Regions from separate parts of the Homo sapiens genome. Here region 2 is linked to region 1. A link is an interaction called in ENCODE POLR2A ChIA-PET data of the cell type or tissue named here. Cell type or tissue: A673. All regions are shown on one strand.

The links. ChIA-PET counts read pairs that join two places held together with the same protein. Peaks named below come from ENCODE experiments on the same cell type or tissue, not always from the same donor. Only the 100,000 strongest peaks of a DNase experiment are listed, where the experiment ranks them.
Region 2: POLR2A ChIA-PET joins it to region 1 with 6 read pairs; 2 of 35 experiments call an interaction of 5 or more read pairs at or near these places.

Annotation. Positions count from the first base shown.
Region 1 is chr19:50,313,593-50,317,592 of GRCh38, forward strand. It overlaps KCNC3 (potassium voltage-gated channel subfamily C member 3), which reads right to left. Exons shown (of 5, transcript NM_004977.3): 5 at 1-2,499. Among named protein-coding and RNA genes, the nearest start is that of KCNC3, 14 kb to the right of the region's middle. RefSeq lists an enhancer at 1-41 and a silencer at 2,687-2,867. In A673, a CTCF peak has its summit at 2,307; a DNase peak (open chromatin) is centred at 2,389; H3K4me3 peaks cover 1,084 bases; H3K27ac peaks cover 861 bases; H3K27me3 peaks cover 1,008 bases.
Region 2 is chr19:50,834,608-50,838,607 of GRCh38, forward strand. All of the region lies in intron 2 of LOC105372441 (a long non-coding RNA gene), which reads left to right. Among named protein-coding and RNA genes, the nearest start is that of KLK15, 3.0 kb to the left of the region's middle. RefSeq lists silencers at 1,357-1,616, 3,812-3,941 and an enhancer at 1,777-1,826. In A673, a CTCF peak has its summit at 3,900; DNase peaks (open chromatin) are centred at 1,524 and 3,854; H3K4me3 peaks cover 1,097 bases; H3K27ac peaks cover 479 bases; H3K27me3 peaks cover 343 bases.

The DNA of each region.
Region 1 (4,000 bases):
GGGAGGGTCTGGTTCCCTGGAATTGCAGACAGGTTGCGCCTATCTTGGAAGTTCTAGCATCAAGGGAACCTGGGCTGGACAAGTCTGTTAGGGCTTTGGGGATATGGGTGCGGAACAGGCCTGAGGCTTTGGGGGTGTCCAAGAAATGTCAGTTGTGGGAAGGATTTGGAGCATCCCAAAGGCTGAATTTGAGCTGAAAAGAGCTGGGTCAAGTCTTGGAGGTTTGAGAAGTGCTGGGACGCAGTTCAGGGAATTTGGTGGGGGTGTTTGGGGTGGCAGGAGTGGGGAGGGAGGGTGGTTCAGGGAGCCTCTGTGTGCAGAGGTTAAGTCGCAGGAGTGTGTGGGGATTGGGAGATGTGGCGTGCCAGGGTCAGTCTCAGAATTCTGGGTGCAGGTCTCATGTCCTGGGAATGGAGGGAGATAGTCGGGGAATTTCGTGTGCTAGGGCCAGATCATCCCAGGAATTCTGGGATAGGAGGTCTGAGTCCATGCAGCAAGAATAGAGGCGAGCAGGTCCCTGGGGGAAGGGGCGGATGAGAGGGTGAAATTCACCAGAGGAATTCTCCTAAAGGCTGAGGGAGCAGGTCCAAAGCCCGCCCCGCCCTCCCACCACCTGAGCTCAACTCGGCCCCGCCCTCCCGCCACCTGAGCTCAACTCCGATCTGGGGCTTGGGTAACTGTTCCTCCTTCCCCTACACTGTTTCTAGTTTCTGGTTTGTTTTCTCCTAATCAACGCACAGGGTTGGTTGTCCTCCTGGGGTGAAGGATGGGAAGGCTGGAGACCTTAAAGGCCAGCCCGACCCCCGGGAGGTGCCACCCCCTTCCCAGAGTGCCTGCCCCTCAAACCCGCGCATGCGGCCCCTGGCGGCTTATTGCTGAGGTGGACTTGGAGTGGGGGCTCCAGGTTAGGGAAGGCATGCAGTGTGTGGGGGGAGGTGCCCCAAGATGTAACTGGCATAATTTGGACTTATTTACACAAGTTGATGGCAGGGGGATGTCCTATGGCTCGTGGAGACCTGAGAAGGCTTTTTTTGGGGAGGGAAGAGTTGGGGGGACGGGCTGTGGCCCCTCTCTCCATCCTGGGGGCCCAGGTTGGGGGTGAGGGGCCCGGGGGTGTCTGCTGGCATCGTCATCTCGGTTGCATATTATTAATGACTTTTTGATTTTTTTTAAAAAAACCCTTTTCCCCACCCCCCACCCCCAGCTCCTTTGACCTTCTTCCCGGTCACCCCCGAGTCCCCCCACAGGGGGGAGGGGAGCGCTAAAGGATGGAGGGCAGGGTCGGGGGAGCGCGGCGGGCGGCCCGGGGAGAGCCAGGGGGGGTGGCAAGGGGCGCGAGGCGCAGGGACACCCCGCTCAGGCCCGCGATGCTGCTGAGGCTGCGGGATTTCTCGTAACCTGGGGGGTGGGGAGGTGTGCAGACACAGGGGGGAAGCACGAAGATGGGGTGCAGGGAAGGGTCAGACAGAGAGACCCAAGGCAGGGAGAAAGAGACAGAGAGAGAAAGAAATGGAAGGGGAGGACAACAGATACCCAGAGAGACAGAGAAGGCAAGACAGACAGAGTCAGGCAGACAGAGACACAAAAGGACGGATGACAAGAGACAGATGGACAGAGATGGACCAAGGAGATGGAGAGAGAAAGTGAACAAATCGGGGAGTCAGTCAACATCGATGAGAAAGGGGGAGACATCGGGGAGGGGGGAGAGACTCCGGATTAGGAGGCAGGTTGGTGCCCACCGAGCCTCCCCCGCCCCATTCCCACCACAGTCCACCGCCCTTCCCCCCCTCCACTGGTCCCCTCACCTGAGGCAAAAGGTGGGGGGCAGCAAGGCGGGATGGTGGGCGGCAGGGGCGTGGGGAGGGGCTGGGTGGAATGCATGTGGGAGCAGCCAGCGGAGAGGGCAGGGAACGGTGCGGCCGCCGTAGCGGGGCTGGGGGCTGACCTAGTTGTAGGGAAAGAGAGCAGGCAGGGGGTGGGGTCTGCAAGGGGGCTGAGTGGAGCGAAGCTGGCAGTGCCCTTGGGGAATCCGATGAGAACTCCAGGAGCAGTGGGGGGGGGTGGGGGGGGAGGGAGGCTCCTCCAGAAGATTCTAAGGACGGGGTCGGGGGTGGGGGGCGGTGAGGCGGAGGGCTGGGGAGAGGGACATCTTTAAAGGGTCCAAGAAGGCTCTGAGCTTCTGACGGGTGCGGGAAGGCTCTCACAGGCATCTCACAGCTAATGGGACTCAAGATCCAGCAACAGTGTGTGTGGTTTCTGCAAAGCCTGGGGCTGCCTGCAGGGTTCTGCACCCCCGCAGGGAGCTCTGTGGCTTTTCCAGGCAACGCTAAGGGAGCTGTCTGGACAAAAGGTGTCTTGATCGTAGGAGGGAGGGCTTGGGGGGAGATTTGAAGCCCAGTGTCTTGGGGACACCCCCTCCCAGCCATTCCCAATTGCTAACCTGGGGGGAAGGGGCGGGGGGGACCGAAAGTCTCGCGAGGTCTCAGGCGGTGACAAGAGCTGGGGACAGAAATACACAGAGTCACGGGGGTGGGGAGAGGATGGTCAGGGGAAACCCCCCAACACAGCCTCACTGTTGGGGGGATGGAGAAACGCCGCCGGGATCATTTCCTCCTCTCTGGTGTTTTCCGCGGGAGGGGAGCAGTGAAATGGGGGGCGGCTGAGACATCAAATATGGAAGGAGCTTCCGGGCTGGCTGGGGAGGGGGAGGGGAGGAGGAAGGATGGGAGGAGGGAGAGTTCTGGGGAGGAGTGGGAGCCAGTGATCAGGTGAGGGCAGATGTAGGAGGGAGGAGCAGGGGTGGAGGACAAGCCTGGAGGAAAGGAGGGTCTTGGGAGGACCATAGGGGACAATTAGGGAGGGAAGAAGCCTGGCGCAGTGGCTCAGACCTGTAATCCCAACACTTTGGGAGGCCAAGGCAAGCAGATCACTTGAGTCCAGGAGTTCGAGACCAGCCTGGCCAACAAAACCCCATCTCTACTAAAAATCCAAAAATTAGCCGGGTGTGGTGGCAGGCACCTGTAATTCCAGCTACTCTGGAGGCTGACGCAGGAGAGTCACTTGAACCTGGGAGGCAGAGGCTGCAGTGAACCAAGATTGCGCCACTGCACTCCAGCCTGGGCGACAGAGCGAGACCCCATTTCAAAAACAAAAACGAAAGGGTTGGGAAGGGAAGGTTGTGGTAGGAGAGACTCTTGGGGGAAGGAGCATGGGGGGCAATAGGCCAAAGGGGTCTTGTGGGAGGGAGGGTTGTGGGGCTGAAGGACAGCAAGGAAAAGGCTTGGGGAGGGCTGGAGGGGGAAGGATCCAGGGCACCAGGGATAGAAGCTTCAGCCAACCCCATCAGCTCCAGCCATGATTTGAGTTCAATGAATGGATTTTGGCATCATAGGCAAGAGAAGCAGGGACCTCCCCCACCCAGCCACCCCCACCCCAATCCTCCCTCACCCATAGGCCCACACCCTCTCCCCCTCAATCCCATAGGGGCCCCTCTAGACCTGGGGGTGGGGAACAGAGGAAGGTAAAGGACTGGGAGTGGGTGCAAGCAGGGGGAGGAGTTAGATAGGAGCAGGGAGGGGAGTGGGGGGGTAATGAGCTGGAAATGGACAATGACGGGGAGGTTACAAAAAGGAGAGGTGGGGGGGATGGAACAAGAGGAGCCAGACAGTCCCCCCTCTGGACTAGGAGCCCGGAAGCCTGGGGTCTCGGCCCTTGTGCTCTGTGGCCTGGGGTGGTGGGTTGGTCATGGCCTTCCCTGAATGTCTGTGAAACACAGGGGTTTAGGTGAGGCCATTCCTGGAAGCCCCCCAGGTTCCCCTATGGCATCTCCTTAGGCTGTGGACAGGGATCCTTTAGGATGTGTCTCTGCATTTCTAAAGAAGATTCCACAGACGGCTGTTGAATGAATGCATGATGGATCACATACCTTCAGGTGGCTTCCCTTCACGTTTAAGATAAAGTCCCGCCTCCTCACCATGGCCGAAAATCCGTCCTGATCTTT
Region 2 (4,000 bases), 520 kb after region 1:
CTCTGAGCTTTCAGGAGTAGACTTTGGAACATACAGTCTGGAGTTTCAAATCTGTTTTTGCATTGAAAACCTGGACTGTGGCTGGGCCCAGTGACTCATGCCTTTGGGAGGCTGAGGTAGGAGGATTGCTGGAACTGAAGGGTTTGAGACCAGCCTGGGCAACACAGCAATACCTCATCTCTATGAAAAATCTAAATAAATAAATAAATAAGTAAATAAATTTTTAAAAGGCTGAATTGAGAGACAGGGACCTGGCTTTCACGATTCTGAGATTGCTAGAATCTTGACTCTAGAGTCTGAATTTAGAGTCTGGGAACCCAGGGTCTCTATTCTGGTCCTGTAGTCTTATTTCTGGGTTCTAGAGCTTGAAATCTGGATTCTGCATCCCAGAGGCTGGAGATGATCACTGAGATGACCCAAGGCTTTGGGTATTTGAGGCTGGCTTCCAATGTCTCAGAACCCCAGAGGGCCCCAAGCAATTATCTAGAGTCTATTTTGGCTTAATTAATGAGGAGGTCCCAAGACAGGAGGGACTGACCTCACTCAGGTCACCCAGTGAAGGATGGGACCTGTTGTAAGCGTGGTCTCTCCCCATGTGTGGAAAGTCATCATCTTTATGGGAAGGATTCAGCCATTCTAGAACTACAGGCCCCTGGAATTTCTAGAATATCAGACTTTCAGATTCTAAAAGCACAGGCCCTAAGACATTCTGGCAGTGGAGGACACTCTGGAAGGTAAGATTTTAGAATAGCCTAGAACCACAGAGCTCCAAACACTCTAGAACCTTCGAACATCGGGCACTCTGGAGTCCCCAGAAACCTCATGCATTCTAGAACGTCGGGTCTCCAGACATTCTACAAGCCCAGACCGGCAGACATAATAGATCCCCAGGTTGGAAGCTATTCTAGAACTCCTATGTCCCTTTGCCTCCCTCCCCACAAATTGATGCTCAAAGTCTGCGGGCCTCACCCTGGGCCACCGCTTCAGCTGAGCAGCCCTGTTTATGGAATGCGGCTGCAGGCCACTCCTCCGTGCCAAGTGCTCTCTTTGTAGGATCTCACTCCGGCTCCCGGCAGCCCTGTGAGGTGTTTATATTAATAACCTTATGGCTTCCTGCTGAATACGGAGGAAACTGAGGCCCAGACAGGAGGCAGCACAAGCAAGGTTCCTGCAGAAGCGAGAGGCCACGCGGGAGAGGAATCAGTGTTCCGACTCCGGAACGCCCGGTGGGCCCTTTCGCCGCCACCCCTGCAGCCGCCTCCCTCTGTTGGGGCGCGGTGGTGACGAGGGAAAGGAGCCGAGCCCCTGGGACTTCCTCGGTGCCAGGTCTGTGCTGAGCGCTTCCCGTCACGATCGCACGTGCTCCTCCTCCTAACCAGCCTAGGCAGGTACTGATGAAGCACCCCTGATACAGACGGGGACACTGAGGGCGCTCCCGCCGCGCCGAACCCAGGCGCGCACCCGGTCTGCGCTCGGCTCCCTGGAGGGCGCGCAGCCAGCGGCTCCCGCAGCCCCGCCCCCACGCGGTGACGTCGGCGCCCCGTCCCCGCCCACTGTGTCTGGCTCAGGCTCGCGCGATCGATGTCCTCCTGGACGTGTCCGCGGACGTCCTTCACCTCCACCGCGGCCTGGGTCCCGCCCACCGCGGCCTGAGTCTCACTTTTGCCCGGCTCCTCCTCCTGAGAACGTTCCCTGGGAGTTTTTCATCAACTCCCGTGGTTCATCCACCAACCACGCAGGTCTCCTCCATCTGACCCTGAACTCCGGCTTGGGCAGCCACCTGCTCCTGGGCGCCCCCTGCACCACTGTCCCTAGGCCCCTCTCACTTACCGAGTCCCAACTCATTGCTCTATTTCCCCAAACCCTCCTTCCCTGTTCTTCCACGTTCTTCATCTCAGGGGCAGCGTCACCGACCACCCAGTTATTCGGCCAGACGCCCTTGGCACTGACCTTGCCCCATCTCTCCCCTTATCCCCTACAGCCCATCGGTCCCCAGCCTTGTCCCTTCGGCCCCTGCCTCTCTCTGCCCCGTCCCCTCCTCTCTGTCCCCTTGGCCTGGCTCCAGCTCAGACGTCCTCCTCTCTCTCTGGACCCTCGCTCCTCCTGTCCGGGAGGACAGCCTCCTGTCGGTCACCACGTGGCCCTAGAGGGTCTCTCTGCACTTGGAGATCACCCCGCCCCTCCCCTGCTCACAGCCTTCCCTTGCAGCTCCCCATCACCCCTGGGCAAGGTCCCGGCTTCTCGGTCTGCAGTTTTAAGCCCTTTGAGATTCCCCAGCAGGAAAAAGCCTCCCCTCAAACCCCCTTCTCAGGGGGCCTGCAGACTGCCCACCTCCGGAGCGGGACTGGACTCGTGGTGCCCGAAGGGCCTCCCCATGAGGTGCTGGCCCTCTTCTAACTTAGTCTCACCACGGCCTCCGTTCCTTCTGGAACCAGACAAGCTGCTGTTTCAGGGCGCTGGGTCTGGATCCAGACAGCATGGGTGCAGATCTCTGTTCCACTACTTACTATTTTGGGAGACCCTGGTAAGAGTTTTTTCTTCTCTGTGTCTCAGTTTCTTATCCTTAAAATCAGAGGATCCCCTCGTAGAGTTTTTCGAGGAGTAACGACTTAGTTTGTGTTAGGAGCTCAGAGCATATAGTAAATTATGACGATTCATTCATTTAACACATGAGCAGACGGGAGTGCGGGGGTCACTGGTGAAGGTCACCCAGGCTGCAGAAGTGGAATCAAGAGAATGGTTCTCGGGGTCCTGGTGCCCCTTGTGAGAAGCATCAGCTCTCTGGGTGTCAGGTGCTCATCTGCGAAGGGGTCTTCCGTTGCGGTGGGGTGGAAATGGGAGGGACCTCACAGGGGTTGGATGAGGTCATACCCATGGAGCAGGTGTGCGAATCATAAAATCAGGCTGAGGCTTGCAAGACCGGTTAACACGGCACGTGATTCAGATGTAGCCGCTGGAGCCAGGTGGCCCGGGTTTGAGTTCTGCCTCTGTCCCATAATACTGTGCACCCTCAGGCAAGTCACTTAGCCTCTCTGTGCCTCAGCTGCCTCAACTATAAAGTGGGGGTAATAATTGCTCCTCCCTCTTCTGTGGGAGTGTTTTGAGGTGTTCATTCTTGAAATCTGTGCCCGGCACTGAGTGAGTGCTGGGCCATTATCAGTCTGTCCTATTACCCTTGGGAACTGAAAGCTGGGGAGGGATGGTTATGTGGGGTCTTTCTCAGATGACACAGTTGGGTAGCAGCAGATTTGGCACTGGAAGAAGCCACTGTGCTTTTTGTTTTGTTTTGTTTTCTGTTTTTTGTTTTTTTTTTTTTTTGAGACGGAGTCTCGCTCTTGTTGTCCAGGCTGGAGTGCAATGGCATGATCTTGGCTCACTGCAACCTCCGCCTCCTGGGTTCAAGCGATTCTCCTGCCTCAGCCTCCTGAGTAGCTGGGATTACAGGCACCCACCAGCACAGCCGGCTAATTTTTGTATTTTTAGTAGAGTTGGGGTTTCACAGTGTTGGCCAGGCTGGTCTTGAACTCCTGACCTCAAGTGATCCACCTGCCTTGGCCTCCCAAAGTGTTAGGATTACAGGCGTGAGCCACCGCGCCCAGCCAGAAGCCACTGTTTTGATCTCCCAGATGTGGTATCTTTTTCTGAATCCCTGTGACCCCTTTATCAAGACCCCTGTTTTACAGATGGGGGAACTGAGGCCCAGGGAGAGGAAATGGAGGTGTGAGACCCTGGTATGAGAGTGTGACGTCAAGCAAAGAGAATGTCACACGCAGACGAGTTCTTCTCTGAGACTTTATTTCCTGGGCTGTGCTGGGGGAAGCTGGAGGGGAGGAGGCAGAAAAACCCACATCTTCTCTTCTTTTGTCCTGGGAGGGCCTTACCGATAGGTGGCATCAATTGTGCGTTTGTTCATAGCAGTTTTACTCCTGGGTCTGAGGGAGGAGGGGCTGGGGGCCTGGACTCCTGGGTCTGAGGAGGGAGAGGCTGGTGCCTGGACTCC